Linked DNA regions of Mus musculus: region 1 is linked to region 2. The links are chromatin loops, found by intact Hi-C in ENCODE. Cell type or tissue: heart. All regions are shown on one strand.

The links. Hi-C counts contacts between places; a loop is a spot of excess contacts. Peaks named below come from ENCODE experiments on the same cell type or tissue, not always from the same donor. Only the 100,000 strongest peaks of a DNase experiment are listed, where the experiment ranks them.
Region 1: it touches region 2 in a loop (6-fold over the local background); 5 of 42 quality-filtered maps call a loop at or near these places.

Annotation. Positions count from the first base shown.
Region 1 is chr8:124,290,742-124,298,741 of GRCm38, reverse strand. Galnt2 (polypeptide N-acetylgalactosaminyltransferase 2) reads right to left here. Exons shown (of 16, transcript NM_139272.2): 2 at 3,291-3,384. Among named protein-coding and RNA genes, the nearest start is that of Galnt2, 63 kb to the right of the region's middle. In heart, a CTCF peak has its summit at 7,243; DNase peaks (open chromatin) are centred at 3,893, 7,279 and 7,498; H3K27ac peaks cover 2,547 bases.
Region 2 is chr8:124,048,568-124,056,567 of GRCm38, reverse strand. It overlaps Gm29897 (a long non-coding RNA gene), which reads right to left and starts at 7,106. Exons shown (of 4, transcript XR_388188.3): 1 at 5,958-7,106. In heart, no CTCF peak of the experiment used is centred here; a DNase peak (open chromatin) is centred at 4,277; H3K27me3 peaks cover 2,230 bases.

The DNA of each region.
Region 1 (8,000 bases), 240 kb before region 2:
TAAAGATAACAGACTATTGAAAGGAAATGCTTTGCCTTCCATAATACAAGTAGCAATTGAACAGAAATAACCAACCAGCTAACCAGCCAACCAGCCAACCAGCCAACCTACCAACCGACCTACCAACCAGCCAACCTACCAACCGACCTACCAGCCAACCTACCAACCGACCTACCAGCCAACCTACCAACCAACTGACCAACCAGCCGACCTACCAGCCAACCAGGCAACCTACTAACCTACCAACTACCGACCAGTCAACCTACCAACCACCAACCTACCAGTCACAACATACCTACCAACCAGCCAACCTACCAACCAGCCAACCTACTAACCTATCAACCATCAACCAGCCAACCTACCAACCTACCAACCTACCCTAACAGGCATCGGTTGTTTAACCTGAGTGCCCAGCAGGCTAATTGGGAGCGGCAGCTTCTTACCCTTCATATGGCTCACATCACATCCACAGCAGCTCTGTGGACATACAAGCTACACACACACACACACACACACACATTCTGATGCTGGTAGACTGCAGCACGCTTCCCGGGGCTGTTATCACTGGGAAGCAGTGTAGCTATAGACATGTACATATATGTACAGGACTAGTAACCTCCTTAAGGCAGCCATTGCAATGGAGGGTTTAACCTGCAGGGCAGATTTAACACTCTAGAGCCAGACAGCTCCTTTGTGTCCATGTATATATGTATGTATGTACGCATGTGTGTACATAGACAACTACACACATATTCACACAACAGCCTATTTTTTAGCTCTTCAAAAAAAAATTTTTTTTTATTTTGTACAAATATCTAACAGTCGACCATTTAAGGCCAAGAGTTCGAATTAAGAAAGGTCATACAGTAGGCTTATACTTATCCAAAAGCATTTTGCCTTGTACATTACTGTTTTGCTTTGTTCTAAACACACATAACCTTTTTTTAAAAAAATTGATATATGTGAGTATACTGTAGCTGTCTTCAGACACATCAGAAGAGAGCAATGGGTATTACAGATGGTTGTGAGCTACCATGGGTTGCTAAGAATTGAGCTCAGGGCCTCTGGAAGAGCAGTCAGTGCTCTTACTGGCTGAGCTATCTCTCCAGCTCCTTGTCACCCCATTTAAGTATGGACATTGCATCCCTGATACCTAGAAAAAACACATCTCTAATGACAAACGCAAGTGTTCAGGGAAAACCTGAAGTATCACACTGGATCCCTGCTGTCTGAAACATTGTTTCTATTAACCATCAAGTCTTGAAAGGGGGGAAAGCAACTTTGAAATGCAGGAATGGGAAGTAAAATGGAGGGGAAAATAACTCTAGTTTACTAACATTAAAACCTCCAAAAAACAATTTCATCTTTTAGAATCTAGAGCAGTGGTTCTCAGCCTGTGGGTGGAGACCCCCTCAGGGGTTGAACCACCCTTTCCCTGGAGTCAAATATCAGATATCTTGGATATCGGATACTCACATTACAATTCGTAACAGTAGCAAAATTATAGTTAAGAAGTAGCAATGAAATAATTTTATGGTTGTGGGTCATGGCATTAGGAAGGTTGAAAACCACTGGTCCACAGCAACTCATCTGGAACTTTAAATAAATAAGCTTCAGTTTATTCTCAGCATCTGGCCCAAGCAGAGTTCTAGTGCCAGGACTCCACTTGCTGCCGGTCAAATCCACCCATTAGCCTCTGATGTGAGCCAGTTGATAAGGACACACTCGCATCCGTGTTCCTTTTCATGGCACCTGGAACTGACCTGCGGCTAAGACATCCTCATAAACATTCAGGTTCTCCTGAACCTGGAGAAAGGTCTTTTCATTGTGCATCCAGTTTAATAAATCCCATGGCTACAGTCTCCACCCAAGCATACAAAGCTCCGGACTCGTCAGACTCAGCACTGAAGGAGACAACAGCAAGATGCAGCTTCCTCTCTCTGAAGGCCCTCTTCCTTTCCTCCAGGGTCTCAGTGTCATGCCTCTTTCTTTCTGTCTGTCTATTTCCCTTCCTCCCTCCCTTCATTTTGGATGCCCTTGAACTCAGAGAATAACTTGATTCTGCCTCCTGAGTACAGGGATTAAAGGTGTGCACCACCAACACCCAGCAAAAGAGTAAACTTTCAACAGCTGACACCCATAACCAGATCAATTCAGGACTCTAGACAGGCAACTCCCATCTTTCATACAAACTAACTCAAAGGGGCCTTAGACATAAATAAAATTCTAGGAGACCACACACAAACATCTCAGGTCTAGTCAGCATCATCTCTCCCTCCTTTAGTCTCCTCACAGCCAGTCTCCAATCCCTGTATCTGAAACTCCCTGTCTAAACCCTAGGAGATTCCGCTCTGCTGCCGTGTCTCCCAGCTGTCCTTGATGGTGGCGCGGGGGAACGCCTTATCTCATGATGTTTCTCTTTTCTACAATTATAAAATCTCACAGAATCTCTTCCCTGGTAGACAATGTCATCAAGGACCACCCAACCCATGTTCCTAGGCTGGGGTCACTCGTTTAGAATCAGCCACTGCTAGTTCCCTTTGGAACAGAAGCTGTGTTTTGAAATATCAGTATTTATATATTAACTTTATTCGCAACTGCCAAAACTTAGAAGCAACCAAGACACCATTCAGCAAGTGAATGCAAAAATAAGCTGAGGTAGAGCCAGGCAGTGGATGGTCATCCAGTGCTAGAACTTGGCCAGCTAAGGCTGGAGAGATGGCTCAGTGGTTAAGAGGGCACGTTGCTCTTACACAGGACTGGGGTTGAGCTCTCATGTCCCACTTCCTGTGGCTTATAAAACCAAGGGACCTGATACCTTCTTCTGGCCTCTACTGGCATCTACATACCACCAAGCATGATCCTCACTGTGGACTCTGGTGGTGACCCTGATTTAATGCAGTTCACAGCCCATTCCTGTGTCCCACCGTGGTGAGATACAGACAGGCAGTGGGAGCTACATGCATGGCATGTGAACATTCTGGATCTTTTGCCAACTTTGCTGTGAACCTAAAACTCTTTAACAGAAAAAGAAAAAAAATCAAGTCAGTTTGAAATTTTTTCATGACCTGTAAGCTCAGACCTTGTCATTTATCCTCTACTCTGTTTCTCTCTCGATAGACTCTGCTGACCACACACCAAGGTCCTGACAGGAAAGGGCAGTGTCCAGAAGCATAAGTCATTCTCTCTCTGCCCCAAGCCACCGCCCTAAGCCACCGCCCTGGCACTATATTCAGACCATTAACAATTAGGAGGTCCACGGAAGCCCAGCCCCAGTTCAGACACGGTACCTGGAGGGAGGGTCTCCACACCCTGTGCTTTCTCATCTCCTCTGCTGTGGTGAAGGTCTTTCTTCTTAATGGAGTCGATGTCATTCCAGTCACCCTGGAGAAACAAAGACACCGAGTGAGTCGTCTGTTTCTGTGGCTTCACCTTCTCACAGCTTCTCTGCTTCAGAGTGGTTCTGTGATACCATCACGCCGGGACCTCAGCAGCGAGCAGAGCAGGGAGTGCTCCCACCGTAGGGCAATCCTCATAATCACCCAGAGACGTCTAGACTACGCTCTAGGGAGACAGTGCAGGACAATCTCTGCAGGACTCCAATGAGGACCACAGCAGCCATGTGCTGAGCACAGCACTGTCGTAGTGGCTGAGTCATGGGACCAGGGCTCCTGGGAAATCTCTACGGTCTGGGCCCTCTGAGCTTCTAATATGTCAAAGGGCATATTAATCCTACTGATGGTACACCAGGAACTCACAGGGGACTGCCGTGGAGCCAGCCTGCAGAGCAAGACATAAGTTCTGGTGGAATTTATCCCACCCATCTGGGCAAGCAATCGGCTGTCATTTATCAACATTAAATCAAACTAAACAACAGCCCCACAGCCCCACAACTTAATGCACGTTCCGCCCACTTAAATCCGATTGCTGTGAACGAAAAGTGTTTCTGTGCATAACCCAAACAGGAGGCCTCCCATGGGCCCAGCCCTGTGGAAGCCCACTTCCTGCAGATGGGGATCCTGGCAGTAGGCACCTTCCCTGGTGGCCCGGCCTGCTTTCCATGTAGCCAAACTCTCTGGACTGGGCTGGCTGTGTGTGCTTTGCTATGTGCTGTGCTGGATCAGAGAAAGATTTCCTCCTGGTGTCACTTGCTCTGACCATAATCTGCATTTACGGGAAGCCATCCTGTTCTCGGCGCCTCCTCTCTCTGTAGCCTTTCCTTCCTCTCCTGGCTTCTGCAGTATAGTGATATGGCTGGTTTATCATGGGAGGGGTGTACAAAGGGGTGGGTGGGAGAAGTGTGCAGAGGGGGAGGGGTGGGGGAATGCTAACGATGGACACTGACCCACTTGCTCCAAACCACCTAGCCAACGCGTCTCAGCCTCCCCAGACTCCCAGCGCTCCTGCCTCCACGCAGTGACAAATGTTTGAGCACGCATCTGGACCCTATTTACAATTTCTCGCAGCCAGAAGATTCTAAAACGATCCTTGTAATCAGCTCTTCTGATTATTGCGTTATAAATAAACTTCCAACCCACCATTGGTGATGACTGTACAGTGACCCTATAAACACAGCAGACGGTGGCTTTGCAACGGAGGGAATGATGCTAAAAACTAAAACAGCCCACTCCGGCCCGGCAGGCTGCACGGTGCTATCTTTTAATTAAGAGCCCACTTCTATTTCATAGCTGGTTTGTTAAATTTTCTGACTAATAATACTCCCAAACACACACACACACCAGGGCTTTCGACCTCTCAAACACTCTGGCTCCCGGACCAGCTATTTCACCTTGAACGAGACGGAACGCTGAGGTAGTCTCCGGAGCTGGTGGCTCCAATCGAGCCCTAGTCTGTGGCAGTCACAGAATCAACATAGCCAGGTCAACTCAGCATTTCTCTCACAACACAAATTTCTTCCCACACAACCTGAGCCTGAGTCTGGGGTGCTAGGCAGGGTCAGTGATAACAGGGTCTCACTACTCACTGGGCTTTAAAACTGGGAGGCTAGGCGAGCTGCTGTGAGCCCGTGGCTGCCATTGGTGGCCTTTCACAGCAGCATGTAGCATTCAAGACCCCCAGGTCCTCTGTGGTCCCAGGAACTGTCTCGAATCCCTTTGTGTGGTGCCCTCAAGTGTGTGGCGAACATCTAAGAATGCTGTTCACACGCTCCGTTCTCACCGGCCCCGCCATCCCGTGATCGATTGGAGGCTCCTGCATCTACAGACCTTAGCAATCCATCTAGACCAGACCAGCAGTCCTGTTGAGAATGCCCTAATGTTCCAGGTGGTGAAGCCCCGTGCTCAGAGCCCACGGGTCCAGGCTGGGGACCAGGCACTGTGCTTCTCCTGCTATGAGGAAGGAAGACGGAGTCTGCCTAGTGACAGGTCTGTGCTCGTGGGGCGGAGGCAATAAACACATGGCTTCTGCCATGTTTGTAACAGGCATAAAAATACTCCTCTGGAAGAAGGGAGAAAATAAACAGGCAGTTTGAAATCTTCCCTTTTGAAACACATCTTGTCGATGTTAAATCCTTTTAGCTACTAGACCATATGGTCAGGCACAGAACAAGTCCCCAAAATACTCCTGAATGTCGGGTTCCTCAATGTCACCTGTCAGCGTCATTTAGAGACTGTTCAGTAATTATCACCGGGGCTGAGCAGAACAGTAGCACTTGCGTTTATAAAAAGCCAGGTCGCCAGATTCTGAAAGAGGCTTACTCAGACTTGGAGCTCATCTCAAAACTCAGACGCCCAAACCCACTAAGGTACCACTCAGCCCAAAGCCAGGCTCGCGGAGCAGAACAGCTCCCAGCTACAGACCACCCTCTTACAGCCAGGTATTTCCACCAAGGGACCCAGAGGGACGCAGGGACTGCTGGCTATTTCTGAGTCCTTGGAGTAGGTGGTTCTACCATGGTGGAGCAGAAGAAACCCCACATGTTCCCCCAGACAGAGCTCCCCCAAATGACAGGACTCTGTAGACAGGGCTCACCAGACAGAGCAAGGCACCTCCTGCTCACTGTGTCAGAGCCTCATTTTCCCTGCTGGCTGCTCTTATTGTGACCAATACCCAACAAGCAGCCACGTAAGGGAAAAGGACTGACTCTGGCTCACGGTTTTAGCGGATACGGCCCGTCACCCAGGAGAGGTGTGGCTGGGGCAGCCTGTGGCCGTGGGAGATGAGAACAGCAGACTGGGGAGCAGACATAGGGCAGAAAGGCTGGGTCACAGCCCCCAGGCCTGCACTGTGGAGATATACCTCATCATCTCCTAAAATTCTTACAAACCTCCCAAAGGAGCGCACCAAACCACCCACCCAACCGGACGACGTGCTTCTAATCCACCGAGAAGGGGGCACCCAGTCTGGGAGAGGCCCCCAACCCCCACATGAGGACCACACTACATTACAGGTTTCCTCAACTCGACCTCAGCAACACTGACCCCTCGGCCTCGGAGAGCAACTGGGCTATACTTGTGAGCTCAAGGCCTGATGGGAGCACGGCTTGAAGATGAGGGGTGCTCCTCCCCATCACTGGCTGCTGAGGGGCAGCTTGGCACCACAGGTGTGCCTCACGGATCCATGGATCTCCTCGGAAGCTGTTTGCACACCGTGTGCACAGAGGTAAGCAGTAAATCTTCCTGCCTCACCTTACAGGGGTGGCACTGGGACACGCCTGAAGAACAGGAGGAGCCCGCAACAGACTTCACAGCCCATGCAGAGAGTCAGCCGTTAAGGGAGGAGATGAAAACCCAGTTCTGAGAGGTCCCAGGCAGCCTTGAGAGGGCTGCTCTACCCAGAGATGCTCACTGTACCAAGCAGGTTGTGGAGATCAAGGTTCAGTGAGGTGTGAGTTAATGTGCTCTGTATACACTCGTTGACCACAAGTCACAGGCACACTACGACAAAGGTCATCTGTGCTTTTATTTCACTATGTGTGCTCATGGGACAGTATCAGGAGCACTCAACCCTCTGGAGCACTGTAGCTGGTGCTCCACCATGGAACCTTTCACTCACACACACACACACACACACACACACACACAACCATCAAAAAGCATTCTGTCCAAATGCTCTCAGCCACACACAAGAGTGATGGCTGCCAGAGACCCAGTCCACCAGGAGCAGTCCCCTAGGGCTCCTGAGACTCAGTAGGGAAGATCTCTGTCACCTCAGGCAACTCTTGACTGCACTACTGGAGGATCAGAGGTGCCACAGGGCCTTGGTGCAATGCCATCTTGCTCCCAGTAGGAGTCTCTGACTACACAGTGCCTTGCTGCAGCCTGGCTTTGTCTGGGCAGATCTGTGGACTGAGTGTGTGACCTTAAAGAGCATCTCCTGGGGAAGGAGGGTCTAGGTGACATGTTAGGAGCCCGGGAGCCTGAGGGCAGGGATTAGAGACTGTGGCCTTATACACTCTGAGCCCAAATATACGCTCCTCAGGAGCCATCACACCTGGGTGTGTCTGGGAGCCATGGGAACCAATTCAGCTTTCGGTCCGGTCCTGTTCTCGGAGGCTGAGGCAGGGGCCTCATGGTAAATCGGTGAAGTCCGTGGGTGAGCTGGGTGTGACCTGGGCATGGCATCCACATCCATTCCCTGCCTATAAATGGAGATCCTGCTTGTGCAGTGGTGCCAACAGCCCTCTCTTGGCCCCAGTTCTGCTTGTGCTGGGCTTCTGGCTCCAGCCGAAGCAGATCCCCTCATATTACAGAAGTGACGCATGTCAAAAGCTTGACTAGAAAATGTCTTCCACATGAAAGGGAGTGGTTTTTAGCAAATGCTTTTCCCTGTGACTCATACCAGTTGATCACATTTTAAAATAAAGTAAAACTTCCGAACAGATGACAGGAAAGCGGTGGAAAGGCTCGGCAGTCAGACAGCACTTCACAGTGTACAGCCAAGGGTGAGGGTGCAGCAGAGAGCAACAGAGCAGGAGATGGGGTCTCCCTGGCTGGTGTGGCCATAGCCTATTCACACCATGCTGCTTCCTGCCCTATTCA
Region 2 (8,000 bases):
TAAAGAGCAAACACCTGCCACTGGCAGCAGCCTCTCAGACGCAGCGGGGACTGAGATGCCACATCAGGAGCCTGAAAGGCTTTCCTCTGCCATGCCAAGGCACAGCTCTCATTGCCTAGAGGTAGGGACAGAACTCGGGTGTAGTGGTTTGAATGAGAATGGCTCCCAGAGGCTCAAGTCTGAATTCTTGGTCCCCACTTGGTGCACTGTTTAGGAAGTATAGCCTTGATGGAGGAGGTGTGCTAGGCTCAGTCTTCTTCTGCCTGCTGATCAGGATATAAGCTCCTAGCTACTGTCCCAGTGCCATGCCTGCCCACCTGCCACACTCCCTGCCATGATGATCATGGACTAACCCTCTGAAACTTTCAGCAAGCCCTCAACTAAATGCTTTCTTTCATAAGTCGCCTTGGTCATTGTATCTCTTCACAGCAACAGAACAGTAACCGAGGCACCAGGTATGTGACACAGGAAGGAAGACCACAAGGGCACTGGTTAGAGCAGCACACTTTCTGGGACCTCGTCACTGTTCCACTATTAACTTCTGACTTTGGAGAAGAACCTCAGGGTCCACAGACACCCACAGAACCCAGCCCCCAATCGAGGCAAGAGCCCTGTGCCTCACTTCTGCTCATGGGATAAGATGGAACAAGTCCAGCCACCTGCAGTGAAGGCCACATCTCTGAACAGCACTATCCCACTCTGCAACCAAAACTTGGACATATTTATACATGGACTTTATCTGGTAATAACCTTAAGCTACCTGCATGGTGCTCTCAGACCACGTGACACCCTTTACTTCCTGGTTCTTGCTTGTCTTTCAACAGTGATGGCTCTCGGGGTTTGTCTTATGGCTTTTGGTTTAGTGATGGTTGGTGGAGAGAAAGGGGGCTGATTGCTTCTCTTCTGGAATCCAGTCTGGTTTCAGAACGATTGCTGGTTATACATATCCCAGTCTGAAACAACTGTATGTACCAATTTTTTTCTTTCTTTCGTGACATGGTATTTGAAGTTTCGAAGAATGTTCCAAGTTCTGATTTTATCTGATTAGTTCTTTCTGATGTCCCGTGTTCTATTCCTCCATTTGTCACATTCTTGTGTAATGTTTAGGGCAGCATTTACTAAAACACGAGAGGGTCCGGGGCTGAGGCTGAGGTTCAAGGTCATCCTCAGCTACAAGCCAGCTTGAGTTCTCACCTACCTTCACTCTCTTGATGCCTGGCAGCTTAGCACATGTTCTTGGTACTGTCTGGATCTTACTAAGCTCCACAGCTGCTCCTTCTCCTGCCACTGTCCCAAGACAACACTGATTCCAAAGCCATATTAAACTGTATGAGGCAACACAAGAGTCAGGGGCCATCTTGGGTAGGGAGGACGGGTAGGACGGCCGAGGCGGCAGTGGCCAGACTACAGTTCTCCCAGGTAGACTCTGCTTTGGTTTAGGATTCTTTTGTTTGCTTGAGTTTTGTTGCTGTTTGGGGAACAGGATAGCGTCTTGCTGAGCAGACTGGGCAGCCCTGGAACTGCACATCTTCCGGCCTGTCTCTCAATGCTGGGATGGCAGGTGGGCTCTACCATGCCCAGAGTCATTTTGCTTTTAAGAGGGAAAGAGCCCCTACAGATACAAATGGTCACTGGCATGGAGGACCAGGGGCAAGAAGAGGAGGCTAGACTAAGAAAGAGTAAGACAATACTGTGGAGGATATATCACGGAGGACCTGCATGCCATAAGGCTGTCAGCTCAAGATATGACAGTTGGTTCAAGGGGCAGAAACCCAAAGCTTGAGAGGAACTTGCCCAAAGGTGGCTAGTGACCTAATGGAGTGGAAGAGAAGCCTTAGGGGTGAGGAGAGGAGAAAGTTTGTGCTTCAGGGACCTTAGAAACAAGCAGAAACGCAGGGAGGTCCTATATGAGGAGGCCAGAGAGGAAAACTGAGTTCCCTCTACAAGGCTGGGGCCCTGAGATCGTGCACACAGCAGAGTGGGCACTTCCATCCAGGGTTCTCAGTGAAAACAAGAGAACTGACGGAATGCGGGAAGGACAATCAGCTGGGCAGGCTGGCTTAGAACCACAGAACTCGGTGTCTGGAAATAGAAGGGAAAGTGAGATGAGAAACGGGCCAGGGCTAGACTAAGGGACACGGCTAACTGCAGGCCACGGCAAACTGCCTGGGGAGTCAGAGAAGCAAAGCCCCAGATGGAATGGGCGCCCTATGACACCACACACTCACTCAGTCTTGAAAATGGTCACCTCCTCCATGAGGACATGAAGGCAGAGCAGGTACACGCTGCAATGCCAGGTCAGCTTTCTCACCTGTGTGCTCCATGCCCTCAAGGTGCTCCAAGCCAGGGGTCCTTGCTAGGACCTTGTCCTCCCATGGCTTTACAGCTGAGAGCTTTTTACCCCAGACACCCATGCTTTCACATCCAGAGAGACTAGGGGGTGGAGTGAGGAACAGCCCCTGGGTCCTCCTTTAAACCTTTCCTCATTCTTACCAGCTGTATTCACTACAGAGCATTTTACACTTCTTGCCTTCTCTTAGCATTTATGCTACAATCAACCGTAACTTCACCATAAAACCATAAACTAAAAGCTATGCTGCCTCGTGGGTGACTCTTCCTCAGATGAGCGGCTTTTCCCGAGACAGCTGGACCAGTGCAGAGGAAAGCGGGATTTGGAGAAAATCCATCACGGAAGCTCACCACTACCCACAAACAACTGATCTGGCCCCTGGAGGGAGAGAATGAAAGGACATTAGGGGACTCGGATCTCAATAAAGTAACAACAGAAGGTGCTGGACTGGGGGTGCTAATGAGGGCCAGAGGACATGGCAGTAAGGAACACATGAGAAACTGAGGGAGGAAGGGTGAGCCAAAAGATAACTGGGAGCATGTGAAGTGGAGGGACCTCAAATACAAGGTCTCCATTAGTGCTTGATGGCAATCTTGGGATTCAGGTCCAGGGTGTCATCAGGGTCCCAGGATAGACCCCGAGGTAAACAGCATGCCCATAGGAAACAAAAAAGGAGGCTGGGGATGGGTGAAATCACTGGCAGGGAGCTGAGGCCTGACGTTAGAAGTTAGAAGAGTGGAGATGGCAGATCCTAGAATGATGGGAATTAACGTTTAAACTACACAGTGCCTACCACATATCTGTACGGGAAGGGAAGGTGAAATATAAAACAGAGGATTAGCATTCAGAAGATGCTCAAGAGAATGGAGGATTACGAAGTGATAAAGCTGCCTCTGGACAGGGGCTTTTTAAAACAAAAGTGGGAGCGGCGAGCTGGGCACTCCTGGTGCAAGCCTGGCATCTCAGCAGCTGAGGAAGGAGGATCAGGAGTTCAAGGTCAGCACTGGCTCCGCAGCAAATCAAAGTCAGCTCTAGCTGCATGAGATTCTGCCTCAAATAAAGAGAGTGAGCTCAGAGGGTACAAGCACACCAGAAATAAATCAGAGTAATCCCTGAGGCCTGCCTCGAAAGCGCCCCTGAGAACGTGAACGGGAAAGGACAGGGTCTGTGAGGAACTGAGGAGAGAAAGCTGCAGAGGACAGGCCCTAGAGATCATTTACTGTGGCGCACGAGGAGTAGCTGAGAGCAGCAAATGACTATGTCCCCTTTGGTGTCCCCCTCTCCATTCTTGACGGCCCCAGCAGTGCCTTCAAAGAAAGAGCAGGGATCCCCATGTGGAGCCTTTCAGCCCCAGATCCCCTCACACCTAACGCCCACCACATGTCCACAACAGGACAAGTGATTTCCACCAGTTCTTGTATGTCAACGACCTGCACTCTGTGGGTCAGCTCCTGCCACACAGGCAGGTTTCCCCTCCCAGCCTTGCTTTTGTCACTCATTATCAATGGCTGTGCTAGAAAGTAAACATTGCCCCAGAACTGAATCCTCACACCTCGCTTTTGCAGGGATAGTGTGTGCTTGTTGAATGGCTTGGGGTTTGAGCTAAAGCATGTCTACAGAGTTACTACCCCAGCATCAGTCCCTCTGCCTCGGTCTCTGTGTTGTGACTCTCTGGCAGACCACCCTAGTTTGAGTCTCTCCACAGGTGTCACTGGTAGATGCTCTTCTGCCCTCTGAATCAGCAAAGCACATCAAAGCACATGCAGGGAAAGGTTTAGGGTCAGCCAAGTGGCTGAGGCACGAATAACCACTTCTAGAATGGAAGCCTGTCTGGGCTGCCCTTCCGGCACAGCACAGTTGAGGAGGCTCAAGACCTCAATCCCCTCAATCTAAGGGCAAGTTCTCTGGCCACAGAGGTCCTTGAGCAGCACCACAGCACCACCATCAGGACACCTGAGGAACTGCTGTGCCTACAACTGATTAACCAGGAGCAGATCATCGCTTGGCTTGTCCTGTGTCATCTGATGAACCTGCAACAGAATACAAATCAGACACTGCTCTATCAGGTTGTGGGGCAGAGCAGGCCAGAGATTATAGCCTCAGTTCCATCGTCAATAACAGGAGGCCTTGAAAGACTGATAATGCTCCCTGCACATCTCCGCATCCCCTGAAGCAACTTAAGTAAAATGAAATCTGTCAGTACATAGCAAGAAGCAAAAGGGTACTTTCCCACTAAAAGCCAGTTCTAGCTGCCCAGTTCTGAAGGCCTAAGCAAGGGAAAAAGAGACAAGCTAGTCACGCAAAGCTGTTTCCTTCTGAATTAGCCAGAGCAAGGAATAAAATCAGGTTTAAGGTATAAAACACACTTTTCCTATCTAAAATATCTAGTTCACATCTGTTCCACCTAGAGTAACTCGAAAAGGTAGTTTTGAAAACTAAATGTGTGATATGGTGAGGTCCGGTATATTGTGGGGCTCCCTGTTAAGCCAGTACTAGGGATACTGTACAGGAGCATCGTGTAAATTCAAGGCCAGTGTACACTTCACAAGGGAGAGCAAGACAATCCTGGACTACATCAGACGTTAACAAAAACAAAATTTTTTATGGGAGAGAAATTTCTTATGGGTTATCCTTAAAATCATTTTCAAAAGTCTACATTCTGACTGAATGAAACGAGGGTATGAGAAGACTTTACGAAATGAATTCTACAGTCAGTGAGAAAGAATAGTCTAAATAAGAAACAAACTATTATGTAAACAAATTTTACAGAATAAACTTAAATAGGTGATGTAAAAAATACACTTTGAGCAATTAAACAAATTAAAAAGAAAATGATATGGCTCCCTTATCAAAGAATCAATAAAAATTAATGTTGTGGGACTGTAGAGATAGCTCAGCAGTTAAAAGTACTAGCTATTCATCCATAAGATCTGGGTTCTGCTCATAGCCCTTACACGGCTGCTTATAGCCATCTGTCACTCCAGTTCTAGAGGCTCCAGTGTCCTCTTCTGGCCTCCTTGGGGACCAGTCATATACAAGGTATACACACATATATACAGGCAAAACACTTCATAAAGTAGAAAAAAGTAAATCTTTTTCAAATATCCTATAACACTATTAAAAACAGAAACAAAAAACTCTTAAATATTGTTGTGAATGTAGCTCCACTGCCTGTCATGTAGAGCCCGTGTTCAAACTCAGGACCATATGAATCAAGTGTGGTGGTGCATGACTGTTAGTATCTCTGAACTCAGGAAGTAGAAGAAAGTCTCAGGTCGTCCTCAACAACACTGCAAGTTCAAGGCCAGCCTGAGCTACAAGAGATTTTGTCTCAAAATAATGATGGTGATGGTGGAGCCTGATTTGAGACCAATAAACTAATCTAACCTTTCTCAGAGTATTTGACCAAGAGGGGAGCACTGTTAAGTATTAGAGCACCACTGACTTTATTGTAAGCACCTCTTCAGTGTTTACGTTTCCTTTAAACAAGCTAAGATGCTGGAACCAGAGTGCTTTGATTCCCTGACAGCTATTAGACCCTTTCCTAGTACCCAGCTGGCTTGAGAACCAAGCAGCCAACCTAATCCTGTTTATGGCAGTCACCTACCTCATCGACTACTCCTTGAGGTAGCTCCACTGCAATCACACCTGCTTGTTGCACACGACTCTGGCTCCAGAAGGAACTATGTTTGTTACATCAAACGCTGCAATGAACTTTTCCAGTGAGGTTGGGTGAGGTTTAGCAGTTAGGTCAGTTGGTGAGCACCTCTCCTAGTAGCCAGAGAAGGCCTGTGACTGGTACAAATATACCTGCCACAACTTTTTCTGGCTAAACAAACAGGGCAGGCTATTCAGGTGACTTTGAGTCATCCCCAAACACCCTTCTGTGTTGCACCCTAGTGTTACAACAATGAACATGAGGTCCAACGGAGGGCCCCTTGTAAGCAGGCTCTGGTGGTGTTCTCTGAGACAAGATCTCATGTAGTCCACGCTGGCCTCAAACCCACTGAGAACGAATGACCTTGAACTCCTGATCCTTCTGCTTCTACTTCCCAAGTACTGGGACTGCGGGCATGTACCAACATACCTAGCTCAAGCAATCTCTTTTTGCTGGCTTTTGGTATTGTTAGTAAAAGAACAGGCTGAGCTGGTAACGTAGGAGATGCAAGCAGAGGCAGGGCAGCAGTGATGGCAAAGACGGTCACAATAACAGAAGCAACAGCAACAATGAAGGGTAGCTAAAGCCTCCTAGAAAGTAAAGAGTGCAGAGATGACAAAGTCAGCACAGAGCTGAAAAGGAAGAACTGCAGGCCCTACACACCGACTGTTTCAAAAAGCTTCCAAGGCTTAAACACCAAGAGTCTTAAGGTCCAAGAACCATAGTTAAGGCCAAGCACCTTAGACATACTAGGTCTGAGAGCTCCAATACTGGTTACTGTGAGAGCCAAGGCTAACAAGTGTTGGATATCACTACTTCCTAATGCTATTGCTCATGGCTATTGGATGTGAAGGATTGTAACAGCTGTCAAGTGCTTAAAGCACACCACAGAGTTAAGCCTTCAACTTCAATACCAATATCCAGAATTCTAAGAGTTATAAAACCTAGAGTCTCCAGCTCTCTAGGGTTGAAGCCATAAACTTCTGGGTCTAGTTCCATGGGGCACTCAAGGGCTGGTGACTGCCAGCACCAGAATTGCCTACTGTACTAGCTGGTTTTGTTTGTCAACTTAACACAGGCTGGAGTTATCACAGGAAATGCCTCCATGAGATCCAGCTGTAAGGCATTTTCTCAATCAGTGATCAAGGGGGGAGGGCCCCTTATCCTTGGGCTGGCAGTCTTGGATTCTATAAGAAAGCAAGCTGAGCAAGCCAGGGGAAGCAAGCCACTAAGTAACATCCCTCCATGGCCTCTGCATCAGCTCCTGCTTCCTAACCTGCTTGAGTTGCAGTCCTGACTTCCTTTGGTGATGAACAGCAATGTCGAAGTGTAAGCTGAATAAACCCATTCCTCCCCAACTTGCTTCTTGGTCAGGGTGTTTGTACAGGAATAGAAACCCTGACTAAGACACCTACCCACGATTCCTATCTGTAATAAAACAAGTCAGATGGTGACAGATTCACTTGGAGAAAATCAATGTGTATACTTTTGAGAGGGTAAGTTGGCAACATGCACAAGTCTGTTAAAACTGATATGGCTTTCAAGTCAGGGTAACTGGCAGTACTTACCTATTACCCAAAATGTTAGGAGACTGAGGCAGAAGGACTGAGCTCAAGGTCAGCCTGGGCTGTAGAATAAGATCCTGTCTCAAAATACAAGACAGTACTCTAAAATAAATAAACAGCTCAAGAGAATGTGTCTTAGTAGCCAGACAGTGGTGGCGCACGCCTTTAATCCCATCACTTGAGAGGCAGAGGCAGGCGGATTTCTGAGTTTGAGGCCAGCCTGGTCTACAGAGTGAGTTCCAGGACAGCCAGGGTTACACAGAGAAACCCTGTCTCGAAAACAACAACAACAACAACAAAAAAAAAAAAACAAAAAAACAAAAAAACAAAAAAAAAAAAAAGAAAGAAAGAAAAAAGAAGAATGTGTCTTAGAAAATAATCTAGCCATAGGCAATATTTATAAAAGGAAAAGTATGTAAGATTCCTT